Regions from separate parts of the Homo sapiens genome. Here region 1 is linked to region 2. The links are chromatin contacts, found by Hi-C or POLR2A ChIA-PET in ENCODE. All regions are on one chromosome and are shown on one strand. Each heading gives the region's core, a stretch centred on a gene start or an enhancer-like site at or near the end of the contact. The rest is flanking DNA. Distances are from core to core; before and after follow the strand shown.

The links. Hi-C counts contacts between places; a loop is a spot of excess contacts on that map. ChIA-PET counts read pairs that join two places held with the same protein, here RNA polymerase II (POLR2A). Pooled maps may share reads with other maps.
Region 1: a map of dorsolateral prefrontal cortex shows a loop between it and region 2 (4-fold over the local background). The contact joins the enhancer-like site here to the promoter of KCTD1 in region 2. A Hi-C loop is called at or near these places in 48 of 168 maps with a recorded cell type or tissue (Caco-2, Calu3, GM12878 and 33 more), 31 of 37 single-sample maps with no recorded cell type and 45 of 50 pooled maps. POLR2A ChIA-PET finds 5 or more read pairs at or near these places in 9 of 52 experiments (HCT116, HEK293, MCF 10A and 4 more).

What each region holds. Positions count from the first base shown.
Region 1 is chr18:26,646,404-26,653,310 of GRCh38, forward strand. It overlaps a transcript of KCTD1 not described here. Among named protein-coding and RNA genes, the nearest start is that of PCAT18, 54 kb to the right of the region's middle. RefSeq lists an enhancer at 4,611-5,112. Within about 2 kb of position 4,736, at least 3 of the 41 ENCODE cell types and tissues checked have a DNase peak (open chromatin) inside an H3K27ac peak, as active enhancers do; they include dorsolateral prefrontal cortex and thyroid gland, where a contact is called at or near this core.
Region 2 is chr18:26,546,140-26,552,218 of GRCh38, forward strand. It overlaps KCTD1 (potassium channel tetramerization domain containing 1), which reads right to left and starts at 2,414. Exons shown (of 5, transcript NM_001142730.3): 1 at 589-2,414. The coding sequence starts at 2,397. It overlaps LOC124904273 (a long non-coding RNA gene), which reads left to right and starts at 721. Exons shown (of 2, transcript XR_007066321.1): 1 at 721-855. RefSeq lists enhancers at 733-1,717, 1,556-1,605, 1,626-1,715, 2,346-2,640, 2,706-3,347 and 2 more and silencers at 1,896-2,005, 2,026-2,135, 2,246-2,305, 2,896-3,125, 3,216-3,345 and 3 more.

The sequences.
Region 1 (6,907 bases), core at 3,486-5,985, 100 kb after region 2:
AAGAGAGAAGATAGAGCGTATATAAACTATATCATCAGCTCTTGAATAACCAAACTTATCAGAAGATATAATTTTCAGGTGTTAAAAATGTATCTGTCATGCTCCTTAGCAGAATAATTTGGAGACGTTCTTACCAGACATTTATAGTTTGCAGAAGAGCTGTCAAAAATAACTCAGCTATATGAACACTTCAACTGTACAATGAAAAAAAAGTGTGACTCTAAAAGGAATCTGGGTGCATGTTTTCAAAAGTAAAATTTGAATCTCAGCCTAAAATCTAAAATGCATTTTGACTCAGAATTTTTTTAAGAGGGAAAAAGAAAGAAGACCCCTTGAACAATTATGCATAACTAAAATATTGAGCTTTTTAAATGATTTGAACTTCAGCTAGAAACATTCTGTTTCTAATGCATTTTGACATAAAGACATCAGAAGTGAAAGAATAGCATGTGCAAAGATTTGCATGAACACAAAGGTTTAATGGGAAGAAAAAAAAATAAGAAATGCCCCTGATTTCTTAAGGTGGAAGTGTGCAGAATTTCCTTTGTCTTTCACTCACTCAACCCTGGCTCACCTTGCAGCAATATACATGATTGGTCAGGTCTCTGTGACTCCACTGGTCTTGAACTCCTGTGGCTATTTCTACTAAGTGGGGATGAGCTAGACTGGAGCAGGTCTAGATAAAGATCTGTTTTTCCTATAGAAAACCACCTGCACTTCTTACAGAGCTAGTGTGACTTATACAACCTTTGAATGACTCACTTTTCAGATACTTTGGATCTTTGAAATATAATATTCTCAGCCACTAAAAAAGACTGAATTCAGCTAGGCACGGTGGCTCACGCCTGTAACCCCAGCACTTTGGGAGGCTGAGGCGGGTGGATCACGAGGTCAGGAGTTCAAGGCCAGCCTGGCCAAGATAGTGAAACCCCCCCCCCATCTCTACTAAAAATACAAAAATTAGCTGGGTGCGGTGGCAGGTGCCTGTAATCCCAGCTACTCAGGAGGCTGGGGCAGGAGAATCACTTGAACCTTGAACCCAGGCAGCGGAGGTTGCGGTGAGCCGAGATCATGCCGCTACACTCCAGTCTGGGAAACAGAGTGAGACTCCATCTCAAAAAAAAAAAAAAAAAAAAAAAAAAAAAAAAAAAGGGCTGAATTCTGAAATTTTGGCCTCATTTTGAGAGTTGTCTCTTCTACCAAACTTCATTTGTGCAGACTGCATTAAGTAGGGTCCAAAGTCCTTAGACTCCAGATCCTAAAACCTGCCTTCCATCCCAGACTTGGAATGGCATTTCTGATAAGGGAGAGACCAATGTAGTTCATACTGCAGGTGAATTTCTTTGACCATTGTGAGTTCCTGGAACTCACGGACAAAGGAGCTGGCCCTCATAGGTGATAGCCGTTTAACAAATCACCTAGATCTTTTTTTTTGTTTTGTTTTGTTTTTGGAGACAGAGTCTCATTGCTCTGTTGCACAGGCTGGAGTGCAGTGGCATAATCTCGGCTCACTGCAACCTCTGCCTCCCAGGTTCAAGTGATTCTCCCGCCTCAGTCTCCCAAGTAGTGGCTGGGATTACAGGCGTGCACCACCATGCCTGTATAATTTTTTTTGTATTTTTAGTAGAGACGGGGTTTCACCATGTTGGCCAGGCTGGTCTCAAACTCCTAACCTCAAGGGATCCACCCACCTCGGCCTCCCAAAGTGATGGGATTACAAGTGTGAGCCACTGTGCCAGGCTTTAAATCACCTAGATCTTCTTACCTCTTCATCAAATGATGATGGTGACTCTTAGGAGGAGAAAGCAGCGCTATAAATGGGAGTGGGACCAAACCAAATCTCTGCAGGCCATTCACCATTTCTGGAAATGGCTGTGAGGCTATAAATATCCAAGGGCTCCTGATGAAAATTTTAAAGAGCAAGACAATTTAAAAAATGTTTACATACCTTGTCATGTACAATGGGAGCATAAGCCCCATATACTCTCACTGCGGATTTCTCTTATCGCTAAGTCAGTTACAGAGGGACCCACCCTGTAGCATTTAAATAGATTGCAGTCCTCATTAATTTGTTTACCTGTATCCAAGAGTAAATTGGAGCAGAAGTATTTACACCTCTTTGGAATTACTTTATTGTGTTTCCTACTGAGTGGGCACAGAGTAAATATTTTTTCCTCATTTGTTAAGATGAGGAAGGTAATCATTCCCACCTTTATAGTGAACGTGAAAATATGAGAGGAGTTAAAATATGTAACGTTCCTAGCATATGGAAGGTGCTTAATAATTATTAGTATTAGTAATTACTAATCAGTATTAGAGGCAGCCGCACCTGGAGACTAAGAGCAAAGACTGGAAGCTTGAATGCACAGATCAACTCCTGGCTCAGCCACTCACCATATGTGAACCTGGGCAAGTTACTTTATCTCTCCGCACTTCCATCTCCTCATCTAAAACATGGGGATGCCAGTAATATCACCCTCTTAGGTGATGGATGAGGATTACACAAGTAATATCTTGCAAAGCCCTTGAAAAACAGTCTGGCACTTAGAGGCATTGTATTGGTGTTACATATTCAGTACTTACAACAACCCTCTGAGGTGGTTTTCCTCACCCACATTGTATAGATAATGAAACCAAAGCTTTGGGGTCACACAATTAACAGTGGGTCTCTATTTCTAAGCAACCAGAAGAACCAAGTCATTTCACGACCCCACATGAGAGGACTTCACATGGGTCTTCAGCAGCATAGACACTGTTCCATTCCCTGGCAGCACGTGACTGCCTAAGACTGGGTTATTATCTTTACTAGTATTCCTGATCACTTTTGGCATCAAGTGCTCTCAACCCAGAGCATGGTAGACGCTGGAGGTTAACAGCACTTTCTTCTGTTGATTTGATTAAATAAACAGGAAAGCAGGCCTCTTATGGTCCATATCTCTGGGAAACTGGCAGTAAGTGGATTGCACCAGATAACAAGGTCTGCTTTCTTTCTCCTCCCTGCCCCACAGCCCAGGAAGAAACAGACGGCTCGGAGGTGCTGATCCTTCCAGCTGTCCCCGTTGAGCCTCGGTTGTTTCGGTGAAGGAGCAAAGACAGCTTTTTTGTTTTTTTGTGTGTTTTTTTGAGACAGAGTCTTGCTCTGTCGCCCAGGCTGGAGTACAGTGGCGCAATCTCAGCTCACTGCAACCTCCGCCTCCTGGGTTCAAGCGATTCTTCTGCCCCAGCCTCCCGAGTAGCTGGGACTACAGGCACGCGCCACCACGCCCGGCTAATTTTTTTGTATTTTCGTAGAGATGGGGTTTCACCATGTTGGCCAGGATGGTCTCGATATCCTGACCTCGTGATCCACCTGCCTCGGCCTCCCAAAGTGCTGGGAAAAGGCAGCTTTTTAAAGCTGGCTGGGCTTTCCTTTTCCAGGAGAGAGAGGCAATGGTGAGAAACTAACAGCAAGACCAGAGGCGATTCCAAGTTTACTTGCCAATGTGTGTCACTGCCATCTGCTGGATGGAATGGGTATCAGACCGGGTCCCGTGTTTCTTCTCAGTGTTAATACGCAAATTCAGTGACTCCCATTGTGGGGGTTCAGAACCTAGTGGTGCATTTGCATCATTTCATAGCGTAAGTGTCTGCAGATTTTGGAAATCCCATGACAACTGTGCACAGGACGACCTCCACATGAGTAATCAAAAGGCAAAACAGGACCATCTTTGAGGCAACGTCCTACTTAGCATCAATGCTTCCCCAGATCAAATTTGATCTGTTCCCAAATGATTGATCTAATTGGTTAGAAAAAGCCCATAACCAGCAGGTGAGGGTATCTGGCAGAACTTGGGTCCTCTTGTCAATGGCAAAAAGTACTTACAGGGAAGTGAAATCAACATCTGGCTTTATTCTTGCGTCCCCTGAAATTATGTGTTCATGTATCCAACAGTTATTTATTGAGCACTTATCCTGTGTGCCAGGCACTGTATTAAGGAACTGAGAAAGCAAAGGTGAATAAACACAGTCCCTGCTCTTAACAATATATGGATATTTTCTGAGTGCTTATTTTGTGCTAGGCATATACATCCTGTTACATCTCATTTTATTCTCTGAACAACTCTAGGACTATTATTATCTCCTTTACAATGATCTCATATTATTACCTCATTTGTAGTTCAGAAAACTGAAGCTTAGAGAGATTCAGTAATTTAACCAAGAAAATACAGCACAGACAGAGATGGAGTGGGATTTGCATATGGGGTGGTGGGAATGGATGGGTAGGATAGAGAAGGATCAGTACCATGGACCAATGTAGCTTTTTCTCCCCCTCACATAGAAAGTCTGGGTCTTTTGTTTTACACACATTTTCTGTTCCATTGGCTACAAATTTCCAGCAAAGTGAAAGTGCTACAAAAACAAGTCAGTGATGATAGCAGTAGATGCTTTGGAAAGATTTATCAGGAAGAATATCCCTTCCTCTAGCCAGCATTTGAAATCTATCTCGTTAACATTCTCTTCAGTTCATAACTCTTCTTCTTAATAGCAGCGTTGGTGTCGGCAGCAAGGGCTGAATTGTTGTCAGTTCCCATTGGATAGAAAACAAATCCCTATTTTGGTCAGCATGACAGAGTACTTGTGAGCAAACGATTTGCTCAGCAAGAGATAGAGACCAATTCACATGTTCTGATCACAACAATCTCTCACAACAATCTCACACTGTTTTTGTTTTTTTTCTTTCTCTCTTGGCATAACAGCAGGGTGCTGGTGTGGCAGGGAGATACAGAGGTGGGGGCGAAGAGAGAACAGGAGGAATGGAAGCCGGTGGCAGAACAAGCAAGCCCTTTGCCAAGTGCCCTTGAAAAGGGCTTAAATAGTATGTCCTGGACAGAAAGGACTATGGGTGTAGATGAGAAAGCAGAACGGCTAATGGGGGCTAATGGCAGGGTTTTGTAGTCAGCCAGCTGAGTTAGAATCCCTGCTCTGCCACTAGCCTAGTCTTTGACTTCAGGAAACGGATATAACCTTTCTAATCCTCCAGGCAAGAGGAGGTACAGCTAGGGTTAGGGTAGGGGGAACACTGATGGAAGAGTCTGAGATCTATTTAGAAGGTAAAGTTGGCCGAGTGTGGTGGCTCACACCTGTAATCCCAGCACTTTGGGAGGCCGAGGTGGGCGGATCACTTGAGGTCAGGAGTTCGAGACCAGCTTGGCCAAAATGGTGAAACCCCACCTCTACTAAGAATAGAAAAATTAGCCGATCATGGTGGCGGGCACCTGTAGTCCCAGCTACTCAGGAGGCTGAGACAGGAGAATCGCTTGAGCCTAGGAGGGGGAGGTTGCAGTGAGCCGAGATCGAGCCACTGTACTCCAGCCTGGGTGACAGAGCAAAACTCGGTCTCAAAAAAAAAAAAAAAAAAGAAGAAGAAGAAGAAGAAGAAGGTAAAGTGTACAGAGTCTAATAAAGGGTTGGCCATAGGTGAACAAGAGAGAAGTGTCAAGTGGACACCGAGGTTTCGGGCATGTTACCTAGGGTGGGTGCAGAACAAGATGGGTGCAGAATACTACTTGCCTCACAGTCTTGTTTGGAGGGCTCAGGGAGATAGGTATTCCAGACGGCCTCTGCTACTTGTTCCCTAAATCTTAGCCATGGATGTTACCAGTGCCTGGGGTTTCAGAGGCAGCTGAGATAAGGTGAGACTGATATGGACCGAGGGACTGAGACAGCAGGGGCCAGACTTGGGGTGGCTCCTCCAGAGAAAGTGCCCTTTGGGGTTGATTGATACTACTTATATGCACTTCAGTTGGACATACTCTTATTTTTCCTCTTAACAATCCTGTAAGGCAGGTTAGAGAGATGACATCGTTCCCATTTTTATAGAGAAAAAGGAATAGGCCAAAATGATGGTTGTTTTTCCAACTGGAATTTGCCCTCAGGGCCATCCACATGAGAACCACCAAGAAAAGTAGCTTATGGAATTGCATTTGTACATCAAACCCCTATGGAGAGAGTGATATTCAAAGTGTCTTCAGTTGAGTGATTTGCATAATTGTGTCAGTTATTTGTATGTAAACGGACTTTTAAAAAGCATCCAACCATTCATTTCATAATCATCTGACATGTTTATAATATTTTAATACAATTAATTTGCACTATAAGGCACAGGTTTGTTTCAGAAGGCTCAACATAGGCCTACTTCAATGATGAATTCCAACTTAGTCAGACTTGGATAAATGGAACCACATGGTACACTTCATAAAGGAAAAGCATTTTGGATAACAGGATAAAAAGAGCCGGCCGATGAGTGCCTGATACACTGTAGGCACTCCAGACCCAATTGTTGAACAAATGGAGGGAGGGATTAAAGAATGACTAGATGCTTTGGTTTCCTTTGTGAATGCTGTTACACCGGATGTGAATGAGGCTTCTCACTGCTACTTAATCTGGCTATTAGAAATGACGTGAAAGATACAAAATCCACCCAGGCTTCAGAATTCCCGCGTCTATTCAATTAACATGCCCGAAACTTAGGTGTCCACTTGACACTTCTCTCTTCTTGTTCACCTATGGCCAACCCTTTATTAGGTTCTGTAAACTTTCCCCTCTACATAGATCTCAAACCCTTCCATCAGTATTTCCCCTACCCTAACCCCAGCTATATCTTCTCTTGCCTGGATGACTATAATAGCCTTCCAAGGGCTATGCTTCATCCATCTGGGTCCCTCTGACCACTTCCCAGAGTGCCAGCAGAGTTATTCTTTCCAAACACCAATCTGATTACTGCTGCCCCTCTCCCAATCCTCCCCATCACTTACTCTTGGGTGAAGACCAGGTGCCTGTCCCTGCAGTCTGCATCACTGCTTCCTCCGTCTCTTACTCCAGCCAGTTAAGCCCTGAGTTCCTCCCCCTTTGCTAAGCCTCTCCTGGC
Region 2 (6,079 bases), core at 1,164-3,663:
CACACTGCCAGTTTACATTCAACTACATGTTACAGTATAAACTGGCACTCAACTGCCTGGCTCTCCACTCTCCACCCCTTTTCTTTAAAAAAAAAAAAAAAAGCTACAGGAAGTGGGATTGGCACGTTTTCTTTTCAATAATTTATAACTGTTTTTCTACCTTCTAAGGTCATGGCGAATACGTAATAGAGTCTTTTAAGGGTTACTTGATTCAAATATGTCTTAAGTAACTGCTTCCTTTACATTTACAGTGTTCTCGCAGTCTTTGCCTTATAAAACTCATGCATTCAATGAAGAGCGGCTGCAAGAGTGAGCTAATCCTTTTGTTCGGCGAACTTTGAAGTTTTTCGCCTTACTGCACAGCAGTGATTTGTTAGGTAGCATGCCCTCTCTCACATCTTTTAAGGTTAGGTGTAAAGTTTCCCAAAAAGCACCAAGAGAGTTAACTTCTAAGGGTGAAACGAAATCCGATTCAGTACATTACCTACTTTTTAAAACTTCCCCCCTACCCAGAGCTGCATTAGCACAAAAGTTAGTCCCGAAGTGGTACCAAAGAAACATTTCATGCATAGAGTTTGGTTTGGTTACCTGGGTGGGGGAAACAATAGCAGGTGAAACTATTGTGGGAGAATTGGTGCTTCTGTGCCCATTGGCTTCTGGAAGAAGAGGCAGGGGGTCGTGTTTCACGGAAACCACCACCACCGCATCCACAGGCTCCGAGGGGCGGATACAAAGTCTTTTGGGGGAAGTGGGGCCGCAGATTTCCCCCGACCCGAACACAGACTCGTACAGGGCGCGCTTGGGCGCAGCCTCGGATTTCACGTCGGGCCCGACCTGGCTGTCTTTGGGGAGGATGTAAGTGTTCCCCAGCGAGGGCGGCTGGGGGCGGTGGTGGTGGGAGGGATGGGTGGGGGGGTGGTGGGAGTGGTGCCGTGCCGCCCCGTTCAGAGCCTCGGCGTAGCAGCCCTGCGGGGCGGGCGAGCCCAGCTTGGTGCCAATGCCCGCGATGCTGTTGAGCGTGGCGATGGAGACGGCGCCGATGCAGTGGTTGGTGTAGGTCTTGGAGAGCTTGGCCGCCTTGGAGAGCATCTGCATCCGAGTGCCTAGCAAGTTCTTGCCGATGGCTTTGTTCTCGTACCAGGTCACATCGCCCTCGCTGCAGTGGTCCCGGGGCCGCTGGAAGAACGCCTTGCAGAGAGGGTTGCGTTTCGACAGGTACTTGACGAAGCTGGCGTAGGGGCAGAACTCGGTGCCCGTCTCATACATGCGGGGCAAGTTCTCCTCGTCGCTGCTCTCGGCGCGCTTCTTGCTCCACGACGACGAGCGCGACTTGTGGTAGGGCCCGAGGGACTTGAAGTAGACGAACTTGCGACCGTCCTCGTCCATGGCCAGCCCAAAAGAGTCCTCCTCCAACTCACGCTGGTTCTCGCGGCCGCGGGTACAGAAGTACATGCACGTCTCGAACCAGACCTTGTTGAGCAGCCCGAAGGGCGTGTTGGTGCTGAAGACGCTGGAGGTGTACAGCTTGCGCAGGTCGGCGCGCGTGATGGCTTGCTTCTGCACCACCGGCCCGGCGCCCTGCTCCTCGAGCTTGCGGATGACCGCGGCCAGCGTCAGGTTGGCGCTGCGCAGCTCGGGGTCCTTGGTGAGGTCGAGCGTGCGGCAGTACGGGGGCTCATTGAGGTAGCGGTTGAGGGAGCTGCGGATGCTGATGAGCGACGACTTGCTGTAGAGCTGGCCGCTTTTGGAGCGGGCCTCGGCATAGAAGGAGCGCAGCACGCGGCACAGCGCCCCCTTGTCCATGGTCTCGAAGTCCGGGCTCTGCGCCTTCTCGCTCAGGTACTCCCGGAAGATGCGCACGGCGTAGCGGGTGGCCAGCCGGGTGTTCTCGCTCAGCCGGGCCCGCTCGGGGCGCTGCAGCACGTCGGGGTCCAGCTCGGAGCCGTCCCCGGGCGGCCCACCGCGGGCCCGGGGCGCCAGCAGTCGCGGCGGCGCCTCGGGCTCCAGCGCGGCGCTCTGGTCCATATTGATCATATGGACCGGCTCGGGCTCCAGCTCCTCCCCGGCCGAGTCCTCGGGCTCCAGGGGCTCGTCCCAGTCCAGCCCCATCTCCTCCTCTTCCTCCTCCTCCTCGTCCTCCTCCAGCCCCCCACCTCCGTCCTCCTCCTCCTCCTCGTCCCCCGTTATCTGCACCTCCTGGATCTCGTCCTCCTCCTCCTCTTCCTCCTCCTCCTCGCCCGCGCTGCAGTAGTGCGGACGGCTGTGGCGGCGGCCGCGGCCCCCCGCGCCGCGCTCGCCCTCGCCCCGCTCCCCATTGTTCTCGGCGGCGGCGGCGGCAGCGCTGGCGCTGCCGCCCGCGCTGGTGTTACAGTCCCCGCTGCCAGGCATTCTCGCCATATTGCCGTCTCTCTGCCAGTCCTCGGGCAGGGCGCATGCGCTATATTGGACCGCAGCGCTGAGAGCTTTTGTGTTTAATGACCTTCAGCTACCGGGAGGCAAAGCCGGGCTCTTAAAGGAGCCGCGCTCCAATTGTCATTCCCGAGCGCAGCTCCGGAGGGGCAGCGGCGCGCAGGGGATGGAGGGGAGGGGGGAGGGGGGGACAAGTTAGACCGGAGAGATAGGGTAAAGGACGGAGGCTGACCAGACCTTCTTCCTCCCCCACCCGGCTCCCACTTCTAAGAAAACTTTGAAGGAAAAAAAAAAGGAAAGGGAGGGAGAGCTGTCGGTGGGGGCGAAACACTCCCAACTTACCCTCTGGCGGAGAATTGCGCGGGCCCGGGCGGGAGAGAGGGAGGGCCGGCGAGAGGGCGGGACGGTCTCGTTTCTCTAAGTAATGCCCGAGGAGCAGTGCCCCTTCCACTGCCCCCTCATTGCCCCCCGGAGCCGGGGGGTCGGGGCGGCGGCTGCGCCGGGCGGGCCGCGGGTGCTGCCGCGGGAAACCCGTGTCTGGGGCCGCCCGGAGCGGAGCGGAGCAGGCAGGTTAATGAGCAGGGTGGAGGAGGCACGGCGAGGCCCCGCACCCTCTCGGCGCCCGCGGCCAGGGCGCAGCGGGCGAGGCTTGGGAGCGGGATGGGGCTGGCGGCGGCGGCGGCTCCCCCACCTACTTGCTGGCGGCGAGGCGCGGGGGCCTGGGGCCAGCCGCGCGGCTCCCAACTCCCTTTCCGACTCTTGCAAAGGAGCGAAACACGCCCCACGTCAGCCACATCCCTTTCGACTTTTCCAACAGCCACATTTAAGCTGTCATTAAAGACCTGGGGCGCTCCCCGTAGGTCTGGGGCAAGTCCGCGCCGGTCCAGCCAGCCCCGGGAAGGAGCGAGGCAGAGAAGACTGGGAGGGGCCGGTGGGAGGGGAGACGAGGGAAGAGGCGCTTGGGACCCCAGGGGCCACAGGGACCCTTCCCCACCCGCCCAGGGCGCCGCCCTCCCTGCCCCTGAGCAAAGTGACACAACTCCCTCGGGCGAGGCGCTCCACCAAGCTGGAGCTGAAGTCTCCCTAAGGCCCATCGGGCAGGCGGAAAAAGCGAACTTGTGTCTCGGCCGACCCTGCCGCAGCCACAATTCGGCAATTCGGATCCGGAGCGCACTCTCACTCAAAGTTTGCCAACCGCCATTCGTTCGCCCTCCGGGCTGCGCTGCCTCAGGCGCGCGGGGGCGGGCACCTCGGAAACTGGAAAAGCAGCCAAAGAGCTCGCCGGGTCTCGCTTTCCCATAGGAGACACTGCCCCACTTCCAGCCAAACGCCCGCCCCCGGCGCGCCCAGGCTCCGGGCGCGTCCTTGCGTCGCCGCCTCCCGCTCTCCCGGCCCAGGGGCAGCTTCCCAGAGCCGCCGGGGACCTCGGCTGTTCTCTTAGGAGGCACAGCCCAGGCCACTCTCGGAGCTCGTGCTGCATCCTAACTTTCACCTTCTCCCGCAGCCCGTGTGTACCCTGGCGCGCGGGCCAGCTGCGAGTCCCTGGGGTGAGGGGACACGAGGGAGTCAGGTCCCCAGCAGTGCGCCCCGGTGCCAGGCCGTCCTGCTGGGAGGCAGCCTCGCCTGCTCCTCGGGTGCGTCCTCGAATTTACCTCCAAGTCCGAATTCTCGGCAGTTAGGCTGTGAGAGTTATGTCAACTGCCTGTTTCCCCCTTCCCTGGCCCTCCTGTCTTGCTCTCAAGGGAAGCATTTTACGCATCAATTGAAACCCATCCATCAATTTGCATTTTTTTTTTTTAAGAAAGAATGAAAGACCAGGTCTCAGGGCAGTGTGGGCTTCTGAGTGGGAGTTGACGATGTCTTTTTCTGCAGCGAACGCTGCTGGTCCTCCGCGTGCCTGCCCGGCCCTGGACGCCACCCGAGCTTCGGGGAAACCGCGCCAGGTGTGAAACAAGTTAGAGCAAGTCCCTGCCTCGCGGGCCGCCTCCGGCTCCTTAGGGAAACACAAGACACACAGACACACACACACACACACACACACACACACACACACACACCACGCTCTCATCCGCCCGGCTCTCCGCGGAGAACCGTCCGGGAATCGTCCCCGAGGTGCGGCGCGGGAGGTGGCCGGCTTTGTTCACAATGCACTGCCCGCCGCACCCGCCCTGGACACGTGCAGAAAGGCGTGCTCGTTTCTCCGAGGCTGCGGTGAGCAGCTAAGTTAGTTGCACACTGGGACCCCCACATACGAGCTGGCACACACTAGTCACACACGGCTAATTCCAGAGGGCTGGCCCTTTGTCCTGGGACGCTCCCAGGTTTTCGGGCCGCGGTGCGGAGAACTCAGGTGGGTGCCCGGCAAGTTACCTACCAGGGGCTGTTCCCCCGCGACCCTCGCCATAAGCGCAGGGACCCGGGGGCCGCGCTGGCTCCGGGCTGCGCTCCTGGCTTGGCAGGGGACCAGGCCCACGCTGCAGCCTGGGAGCGGAGCCGCCCCCCAGGTCTCCCCACCTCTGCGGGCGGCGGGGTCCACCCCCCTCCCACCAGCTCCCCTCCCTACTGGGCGAGCTGCTTTGAATTGCTCGCAGTTTGCCGGAGGCGGTGTGCTGGGTTGGACGCTCCGGGAAACAAAGCAACCCAAAACAGCTCCCAGTTGACGTCAACTTATTTCCAGAAAAGAAAATAGTTTTGTGCTCCCAGGACAAAATATCCCCCAGGGCAGGTCTCTACTGGCAAAAGTCAGGGGAAGGAGGTGGGGTGTAGCAGAACCGAAAAACCCCAAGCGCAAATAACTTTTTAACGGACTTGGAAAAGCAGCAGTTTTGGGTGCTGCTTGGACAGTTTGCAAACAACGGGCAGGACCCGCGCTTAAATTCGATATGAAAAACGCACCTTGGAAAGTATGCCTTGGCCTGATTATCGGGCAACTGTGGATCTGCTTCGTTGCACCAGCTCCGGAAAGGCTACCAAAATGATCTGCCCGTAGGATACTTCATTAAATACTGGAAAAGAAGACGTCTTTGGGCTACTATCTATAGGAGTCACGGGAAGAACACCCAGAAAAACAGATATATACCCTGCTTCCCCTCGACCAAAAGAAAAAAAAAAGTTGCTTAATTTTTAAAACCCAATAACACAAAATTACAGTGGAGTTCATAAAGTAGTTCAATTCCAAGTTTAATAAATGATCCCTTAAAAACATCCTGTGGTTCCATACACTCAATTCCAAAATGAAAGAATCAAAAAAGCTTTCTTCTTATTATTTCTGTAGAGGCAATATTGGTTGTCGTTCTGCCTATCAGGCAGCATCCAATTCCTCTACTTGACCTCTCCATATCATGAAGTCCGTTCAGACTACCACCTTGACAATCGAAGCTGCCGGTCACCCCTTTGAAAGGATGCTTTTTATTTCTTGTGCAGGATACATGACTTCTTTATAATCCCAGTACTATAGGGAACATTTATTGCAATTATTTAACTGTCAGAACTCTCTAAACTATGGTAAGATGTTTACAACTTTTAACAAGATTCTCCACCTTTTGCTGGTGGGGGTGGGGGGTCTCTTTGTATATTTGTGCTTCTCCACTTCTCAGAATACTTGAAAATAGTGACATGGTTATTTCGGCATGAAAAACTCCAAATGTTTCCCCCTCGATTCATAACCCAA